Linked DNA regions of Homo sapiens: region 2 is linked to region 1. Evidence: read pairs that join two places in POLR2A ChIA-PET (ENCODE). Cell type or tissue: Caco-2. All regions are shown on one strand.

What was found. Peaks named below come from ENCODE experiments on the same cell type or tissue, not always from the same donor. Only the 100,000 strongest peaks of a DNase experiment are listed, where the experiment ranks them.
Region 2: POLR2A ChIA-PET joins it to region 1 with 10 read pairs; 3 of 35 experiments call an interaction of 5 or more read pairs at or near these places.

Annotation. Positions count from the first base shown.
Region 1 is chr17:50,975,352-50,980,351 of GRCh38, reverse strand. It overlaps SPAG9 (sperm associated antigen 9), which reads left to right. Exons shown (of 30, transcript NM_001130528.3): 26 at 435-606; 27 at 3,131-3,244. Among named protein-coding and RNA genes, the nearest start is that of TOB1-AS1, 110 kb to the right of the region's middle. In Caco-2, no CTCF peak of the experiment used is centred here; a DNase peak (open chromatin) is centred at 2,551.
Region 2 is chr17:51,123,281-51,128,280 of GRCh38, reverse strand. No RefSeq gene overlaps it. Among named protein-coding and RNA genes, the nearest start is that of SPAG9, 4.9 kb to the right of the region's middle. RefSeq lists a silencer at 1-187. In Caco-2, no CTCF peak of the experiment used is centred here; DNase peaks (open chromatin) are centred at 2,010 and 2,699.

The DNA of each region.
Region 1 (5,000 bases):
GCGCCTATAATCCCGCTACTCAGGAGGCTGAGGAAGGAGAATCGCCTGAACCCAGGAAGGGGAGGTTGCAGTGAGCCGAGATTGCGCCATTGCACTCCAGCCTGGGCGACAAGAGTAAAGACTCTGTCTCAAAAATAAAAAATAAAGAAATAAAAAAAATCTTTCTGTTGAGCACTGTTACATAGTGTGGATGCGCTAGTATTGCTGTTATAAGGTGATATCCTATATAGTGCTGAAGTCCAATATCCCGTTCTTAGTTCTTTATTTTTTGCATTCCAGGATGAAAACAATTGTGTATATAAGAGTAATCATGTTTAATATATAATATTTGGGCTTGTCTTTTAATAGTCTGCTAACTTGTGCAAATTAGCACAGTTTTAAATATGAAATTCTATGTAGCAAAAGTAACTTTGTGATTGGACAATCTCTCCTAGAAATCTTTTGATGCACATCCCAGGAAGGAGAGCCAAGTGCGACAGCTTGCGTGGGTGGGGGATGGCGTGTGGGTCTCCATTCGCTTGGATTCTACGCTCCGTCTCTATCATGCACACACTTATCAACATCTACAGGATGTGGACATTGAGCCTTATGTAAGCAAAATGTTAGGTAAGCTTCCAACGCGTTTTATCTTTACCAGTCAAAGAGGGTGTTTTATTTTATCTATCTATGTGTTTATTGAAATGAGGTCTTGCTTTGTTGCCCAGGATGGAGTGCAGTGGCTATGCACAGGTGCAGTCATAGCACACTATAGCCTTGAACTCCTGGGCTCAAGCGATCCTCTCACCTCAGCCTCCGGAGTAGCTGGGACTGTAGGTAGGCACAGCCACCTCACCCAGTCCTTGTTTTTATTTTTAAATAGTCTAAAATGCTGGGTAGAACCAATGAATTAAGTTATCTCAGGAGTAGTGAACTTTTATCATTGAAAGTGTCAGACGTTTCAATCTACCTTACTCTTTTTTTTTTTTTTTTTTCTTTTTTTCAAGACGGGGTCTCACTCTGTCACCTAGGCTGGAGTGCAGTGGCACCATCACGGCTCACTGCAGCTTTGACTTCCTGGGCTCAAGTGATCCTCCCACCTCAGCCTTCCCAGTAGCTGGACAGGCCTGCACTATCATGTTGGCTACTTTTTTTTTTTTTTCCTGTAGAAATGAGGTTTCACTGTGTTGCCCAGGCTGGCCTTAAACTCCTGGGCTCAAGTGATTGGCCCAGACCTCAGCCTCCCAAAGTGCTGGTGTTACAGGCATGAGCCAATGCACCTGGCCCCTTATTGTTCTTGATGGAAAGTTGGGATCATTTTGGACTCCTCTTCTCTTATTTCCCACATCTAATCTGTCACTGGGAACTGTCAAGTCTGCCTCTAAAACTGTATTAAATCAGTTACTTCTTTATCTCTACCACTATCCTTTTACCCCCAGGCCTCCTAACTGGGCTCCCTGTTGCCACCCCAGTCTGTTCTCTGCCTAGTAACCAAGGTGCAGATATTACCTTCACACACCTCCACTGTTGCCTTTAGGTGAGGTGACATGACCAGGAGACCTTACATGTTCTCAAACACTCTCCTTGCTCATACCGACCCACAGCTCAGCAAGCTCCTTCCCATTTCAGGGTCCTCACATGTGCTGCTGTATCATCTACCTGGGAAGTTCTTCTTGGTCCCTTTTTACTTACTTAGCTTTCAGGTCATAGCCTAACTGTCATAATCAGGAGAGACCATTTAGGTCCTGTCATACTTTTTCTTCATGGGCTTATCATTATTGTGATCGTACCAGTCTTATGTGATTCTTGTTTATAATCTCTCCCCTACAGACCCTAAGCCCCGTGAAGATCAGGGACCATCATTGTCTTGTTCCCTGCTCTATCTTTAGCACCTGACCTAGTGTTATAATGATTATTAGAAATGTCATAAAGGATTCCTTTCATGAAAAATGATTGAACTGGATCAGTGGTTTTCAACCATTTAGAGTTACTGCCCTCAGAAAACCTTATTTCTAGCTATGTACCTTCTCCCTAGAATATATACACATGCAAACACAAACTAATTTCAGGGATCTACTTTGACTGGAGGTTAAAGGTTCCTAGGTTAGGCTGAATGGTAATTAAGCCTCCTTCTAACACTGTGATTCAGCGATCATGCCCTCAGTTCTTGTAAGTAGAACTTATGAGTACTAGTGTTGTCTTTCTTAAATGTATTACCTGCTCAATAAATTTGTCTTTCAAGTCACTGAAAATAAGATCAGTTGTAAAAATTAACTTGAAATACAAAAATGCGTTTGTTCTCCCTAAATTATTTGTGTATAATACTTAAAATGTTTAAACTGCTTTAGAACCTAAGTATATAAATGAGGGGAAAAGTATAGATTTTGTTTACAAAGATTTTTATCTGTGCAAAGAAAACTTAAGGGAAACCAGAACTTTTTCAGCTTATAAGATCAAAGGACACTTGATTTATCTGGGTTTGTTTGTTTTTAGAGACAAAGTCTTGGTCCGTTGCACAGGCTGGAGTGCAGTGGTTGGATCACAGTTCACAGCAGCCTCAAACTCCTGCGCTCAAGTGACCCTCCCACCTCAGCCTCCCACATAGCTGGGACTACAGGCATGTGCCACCATGCCTGGCTAATTTTTGTACTTTTTGTAGAGGTGAGGTCTGTTGCCCAGGTTGGTCTCAAACTCCTGGGATCAAGCAGTCATCCCACCTTGTAGGATCTACAGGAGTGAGCCACCGTGCCCTGCCAGTTTCACTGTTTTCTGTTGGGGTTTTTTGTTTTATGTGTTGGTTTGGTTTTACAGTTCCCTAAGTAAATCCTGTGTCACAGTTCCTGATGTATCCTATTTCCTGTGTACTTTTCTTCTAACTAATAATGTTATGTTACCCACTTTTAGGCTTTTCTTTTTCCATTAACCCTGAATTGTCAGATAGACAATAAGCCCCAATATGAGCTTACTTTGATGTGAACCTTCAGGAAACATCCATCTAGCTCTAGTCACATTTCCTCTGTGTTGTATCAATCCTGCTACTACTACTTTCTTTCTTTTTTTTTTGTTTTGTAATCCTGCTACTTCTAAGGAACTTGGAATGTAAAACACTGTCTGCTTTAGTTTCTCAATAACGTGTTCCCTCCTTTCTTTACAGGTACTGGAAAACTGGGCTTCTCTTTTGTGAGAATTACAGCTCTTATGGTGTCTTGTAATCGTTTGTGGGTGGGGACAGGAAATGGTGTCATTATCTCCATCCCATTGACAGAAAGTAAGTATATTTTTAGATAACTGCCATGGAACAAATAGGAGAATTATAGGAAATAGTTATGTCTGAAATTCAAATCTGTGTTAGCTCAGAAAATCAGTGATGGCAAAGATCTAGCTATAGTTACTTCACTCAATGAAACTTATAAATTCTAGGAAAATAAGTTTTCATGTATCAAGACCAATACTCATAATTAAAAGTTTTTCGTTGTCAAAACATTTTCACAGTTCAGGAATCACAGTCCTATTTCATCTTTTGAAATAAAAGTTAAAGTCCATTTTTCTTAAGCCTTATTATACCATTATCCAAAAACACTACCTAGCATTCATCTTAGTTTTTCATATCTCCTTAGCAGATAGTTTAGTATATTCCATTTGTCTTATTTGAGGTTTAAAAAAAGTTGTGGAAGAAGTTTCTCAGGAGTTCAGCAAGCCTTTCCATCTATCTTCTATTTTAAAAGAATGTGATTTATTGTTTTTATGAATAAAATATACCTCGTGTGTTTCTCATATGATGTTCCATTACATTAATCATCCATTAAGTAAATGTTTTTGTGTTGCAAAATTCATGGCAGGGAATGGTTTAAAAGCAAATACTGTAAGTCTATAAAATACATTAATACATATACACTTCAAAATCACCATACCTTTTTTCAGGCCAGAGGAGGGAGAAAGACTAGAAGGTATTTCGGAAGCCTTTAAAAGAAAGCAAGGTTTCAATCCCACCTGTCTTTTCTGCAGTTACTTATAAATCATATTTAGACCTCTCCTTATATCCTAAGAGATTCCAGGATCCCCTAGAGTTCATTTCAGTTATTTGTAAGAGCTTCATTTTAGCATAGTTATTGGAACAGGATTTGTTTTTTAAAACACACACACACAGAGAAATAAAGGAGAAATTTTAGCATTTAGGAAATGCTGCACATTGAGTTCTTAGTGTTTTGATTCAGATTCACTAAAATTGCTTTATTATTTAAAAAAAAAACACCATAAATCAGATTTTCCTTTTTCAGCAGAGATTCTAATAGAAGCCTTGGGAAGAACTTTATGTATTACTTGGTATTATGCCAAGTGGGATCTTGTTATTTTCGTTAGGGGCTTTGAGCACCAGGTTTACCAGATAGAAGACGCTGAGAGTGGTGGCTCACAGTAATTCTCTCCTCCCTGTCATGCACCTCTCCATGTCCCCTTTCCTCCTTTCTCACTTTAGCCGTAATCCTCCACCAGGGACGTTTACTGGGGCTGAGGGGTAAGTGCAGATTCTGAACCAAACTCTTCTTCCTGGCTTCTAATAGCCACTGTAAGGCTGTTACCACTCCTCTAGAATACCCTCTTGAATGTTCCTAAATGTTATCCACTTGCAGTCACTGCATCGCAGCAGGTGTCTTTTTTTTTTTTTTAATGTTTGTTACATGGCCACCAAACTGCTCAGCAGCTTAGTCTATTTATCATCTTTTGTTGCAGCTGAACTTTCTTTCAGACTTTGTTTTCCTTCCAGTATAAACATGAAACATCTCTTAAAGCTGTCATTAATTTACATCGTTTACTCTTGTTACCGATCATATTTCTTTCATTTACTTACTTGCCCATGGAATGGGGATGTTTTGTGAGTCTGGTCTTTTACAGTACGCAGCACACCATCAGTCTGGTATCAATAAAAGCTGCTCTATTGTAGTGGCTGGATTCTTGTAAGCACAACTTTTTACCAACCCCCTCAAGGGAAATATTCTTACTGTGAGGGAGAAAAATCAGAAGATAAA
Region 2 (5,000 bases), 150 kb before region 1:
TTGCCATGGCAACACCCAGAAGTTACCACCCATTTCCATGGCAATGACCCAACAACCCAGAAGTTACAACCCTTTTCCTAGAAATGTCTGCATAAACTGCCCCCTATTTTGCATGTGATTATAAGTGGGTAAAAATATGAGTGCAGAACTGCCTCTGAGATGCTATTCTGGGCACACCGACTATGGGGTATCCCTGCTCGCTAGGAACAGTACCTCTGCTGCTGCTATACACTGCCACTTCAATACAAGTTGCTGTTTAATACCACCAGCTTGCTCTTGAATTCTTTCCTGGAGGAAGCCAACAACCCTCCCTGGCTAAGCCCCAATTTGGGAGCTTGCCTGTCCTGTATCAAACCTACTGTTTTGAAAATATGTCTTTTATTCCCAGATGAATGCAACTCTATGTGTACAAAGTATACTGAGAGGTGGTGGTGGGCCTCCTCTTCATCCACTCAGCCCAAGTCAGAAAAAGTGGAGAGAGAAAATAGACCTGCACACAAATATGACCGACATTCCTTGGCCCCATCAAAAACAGCCTCAATACTGGGATTCCTGCTTCAACCATGTGTACAGCCTCTTCTTAGAGGCAATTCCAGTGAATCCAAAGCTCTTGGGGAACAGGGAGTAAAACAGAATAGTTATTGTCTAGAGGCCTTCTAACTTCAACCTGGATACATTTACCCATCTTGTTTTGGCACATTAAAAAGGCTTTCAAGGACAGACATAGTGGCTCACTCCTGTAATCCCAGCACTTTGGGAGGCTGAGGTGGGAGGATCACTTGAGCCCAGGAGTTTGAGACCAGCCAGAGCAACAGAGCCAGACCTTGTCTCGATAAAAAGTAAAAAAATAAATTAGCCGGGGTGGTGGCGTATTTGTAGTTAGTAGGCTGAGGTGGAAAGATCCCTTGAGCCTGGGAGGTCAAGGCTGCAGTGAGCAGCGATCGTGCCACTGTGCTCCAGCTTCAGTGACAGAGTGAGACCCTGTCTCTTAAAAAAAAAAAAAAAAAGAAAGGCTTTGGCCAGGCATGGTGGATCACGCCTGTAATCCCAGCACTTTGGGAGGCCGAGGCCAGTGGATCACTTGAGGCTTGGAGTTCGAGACCAGCCTGGCCAACATGACAGAACCCTGTGTCTACTAAAAATATAAAAATTAGCTGGGTGTGGTGGCATGCACCTGTAATCCCAGCTACTCAGGAGGCTAAGGCATGAGAATCGCCTGAACCTGGGAGGTGGAGCTTGCACTGAGCTGAGATCTTGCCACTGCACTCCAGCCTGGGTGACAGAGTGAGACTGTCTCAAAAAAAAAAAAAAAAAAAAAAAAAAAACTGAGGGCAGTGGCTCACGCCTGTAATCCCAACACTTTAAGAGGCCAAGGGGGGCAGATTGCCTGAGGTCAGGAGTTTGTGATGAGTCTGGCCAACATGGTGAAACCCCATCTCTAGTAAAAATACAAAAAAAATTAGCTGGGTGTGGTGGCGTGCACCTGTAGTCCCAGCTACTCGGGAGGCTGAGGCAGGGGAATTGCTTGAACCAGGAAGGCAGAGGTTGCAGTGAGCTGAGATTGCGCCACTGCACTCCAGCCTGGGTGACAGAGCGAGACTCCGTCTCAAAAAAAAAAGGCTTTCAAAGGAAAAACTGAGGACTCAGAAAAATACCCTGGTGCTTTTCATTCTGAGCCTGGAATTCCATAGCTAGACTGCCTCACCAAACATATGTTAGTTTGTACCCAGTGATGAATTACTTATCATTTCACACTGCCATGACCAGAGGGCCTTGTGCCCGGGGAACCCCATCTTCTCTTCCTTTTTCAGTGACTCTCTCCTTGCAGGTGGGAAAATGTCATTTGTGAAACTAGAGAAATTGATTCACATAGAAATAACTATATATGTTCCAGAAGGCTGGACAAACAACAGGACTAGTAATTTCAGCCTTCCAGTGATTATAGTTATTATGCTTAGGAAGAAACTCCTCCCTTCCTGCTCTCATTAACTGCTCCCCTCTGCTGCCCCCGTGACTGTCCTCACTATTTTTGCAAGGCCAAGGAATCTCTTGAAATGGAATTTCCTTCCCTGTAGGAATCAAAAGTAAACACTTTACTCTAAAGTCCACAAGATGACCTATTTTTCCTTAACAACTCTTAGTTAATGATACTCTCATTGTGGGTCAGGGGTGGAAGTTGGGAATCTATCCAGCCAATTGAATATAGGAGGTAGTAGTACTGCCTACATAAGAAGGAGTTCACTAACGGGACTCAATATCAAGACCCTGTCTCCTGTCTGTCATTACAACCTATTATACAAGAGAATCATAGGATTTTAGAACTGCAAAAACCCTTTACAGGCCAGGCGCGGTGGCTCATGCCTGTAATTCCAGCACTTTGGGAGGTCCAGGTCAGTGGATCACGAGGTCAGGAGATCGAGACCATTCTGGCCTGTAACATGGTGAAACCCCATCTATACTAAAAATACAAAAATTAGCTGGGCGTGGTGGCACATATCTGCAATCCCAGCTACTTGGGAGGCTGAGGCAGGAGAATCGTTTGAACCTGGGAGGCAGAGGTTGCAGTGAGCTGAGATCGCACCACTGCACTCCAGCCTGGCGACAGAGTGAGACTCCATCTCAAAAAAAAAAAAAAAAAAGGCGGGGGCGGGGGGGAGCTAGGTATGGTGACTCACGCCTGTAATCCCAGCACTCTGGGATGCCGAGGTGGGCAGGTCACCTGAGATCAGGAGTTTGAGACCAGCCTGGACAACAAAGTGAAAACCTGTCTCTACTAAAAATATAAAAATTAGCCGGGCATGGTGGCAGGCGCCTGTAATCCCAGCTACTCGGGAGGCCAAGGCAGGAGAATCACTTGAACCTGGGAGGCAGAGGTTGCAGTGAGCCAAGATCATGCCATTGCACTCCAGCCTGGAGGACAAGAGAGAGACTTCATCTCAAAAAACAAAACAACGAAAAAATGCCTTTACAGATTTTTCTTTTTTCTTTCTTTCTTTCTTTCTTTTTTTCTTTCTCTTTTTTTCTTTCTTTCTTTCTCTTTCCCTCTTTCCCTTTCTTTCTTTTTTTTTTCTCTCACTCTCTTCCTCTTTCTTTCTTTCTTTATGGAGTTGTGGTATTGCTCTGTTGCCCAGGCTGGAGTGCAGTTGTGCCATCACAGCTCATTGCAGCCTCAACCTCCTGGGCTCCAGTGATCCTTATAGCTTAGCTCCCCAAGTAGTAGCTGGGACTACAGGCCTGCATCAGCACAACCTGGGCTTTATTTTTTATTTTTATTTTCAGAAATGCTCTGGCTATGTTGCCCAGGCTTCTCTCAAACTCCTACCCTCAACTGATCCTCCCACCTCAGCCTCCCAAAGTGCTGGGACAGATTTTCTAACAAACCCCTTCATCATACGGATGAATAAGCTGAAGTTTACAGCCCTTATCCTTGTGACTGTCACTAAGTGGGTAATCAGTAACTACTTGCTCTTTTGTTTATGGCCTAAGTTGTTCAAAATGACCAGTCCATACTAGAATACAAGGTTCCTAATTTCAACACCAGTTTCTTTCACCTCAATCATACTGAGTGATGTGCTTTCATTGGGTCTACTATAAAAATCATTATAGCCATAAATTTTATTTATTTATGTATTTATTTGAGATGGAGTCTCGGTCTATCGCCCAGGCTGGAGTGCAATGGCATGATCTCAGCTCACTACAACCTCTGCCTCCCAGTTCAAGCGATTCTCCTGCCTCAGCCTCCCGAGTAGCTGGGATTACAGGTGCACGCCACCATGCCCGGCTAATTTTTGTATTTTTAGTAGAGATGGGGTTTCACCATGTTGGCCAGCTGGTCTCGAACTCCTGACCTCAAGTGATCTGCTCGCCTTGGCCTTCCAAAGTGCTGGGATTACAGGCATGAGCCACCACGCCCCACCAGCCATAACTTTTACTTCATATATTTTTTTAATAGCTTGAGATATAATTCACATACCATATGATTCACTCATTTAATGTGTAAAGTTGAATGTCTTTTAGCATATTTTCAGAGTTGTGTATTCACCATTATAATCAATTTTTAGAACATTTTCATTATCCTAAAAAGAAACCCCATACCTATTAGCAGGCACTCCCATTTCCCCTCATCTCACCCTCTCATGCCCCTGAGACCTAGCCAATCACTAAATTCACATTTCATACGAATGGAATTGTACAATATGTGGTCCTTTGTGACTGACTTCTTTCACTTAGCTTTTTCAAGATTCAGCTGTATCTCTGGGCATGGTGGCTCACGCCTGTAATCCCAGCACTTTGGGAGGCCAAGGTGGGTGGATCACCTGAGGTCAGGAGTTTGAGATCAGCCTGGCTAACGTAGTGAAACCCTGTTTCTACTAAAAATACAAAAAATTAGCCGGGTGTGGTGGCGCACACCTGTAATCCCAGCTACTCGGGAGGCTGAGGCAGGAGAATCGCTTGAACTTGGGAGGCGGAGGTTTCGGTGAGCTGAGGTTGCACCATTGCACTCCAGCTTAGGCAACAAGAGCGAAATTCCATCTCAAAAAAAAAAAAAAGATTCAGCTATGTCATGGCATGTACTTAAAATTTTTGTTTTCTTTTCTATTCTTTTTTTTTTTTTTTGGAGACGGAGTTTTGCTCTTGTTGCCCAGGCTGGAGTGCAATGGCTCGATCTTGGCTCACCACAACCTCCGCCTCCCAGGTTCAAGCGATTCTCCTGCCTCAGCCTCCTGAGTAGCTAAGAATACAGGTGCGGGCCACCACGCCCGGCTAATTTTGTATTTTTAGTAGATACAGGGTTTCTCCATATTGGTCAGGCTGATCTTGAACATCTGACCTCTGACCTCAGGTGATCCGCCCGCCTCGACCTCCCAAAGTGCTGGGAGTACAGGTGTAAGCCACCGTGCCTGGCCAAAAAAAATTTTTTTTTTTTTTTTTGTCAGGGATGAAGGTCTCACTATGTTGCCCAGGCTGGTCTCCAACTCATGGCACAAGCCATCCTCTTG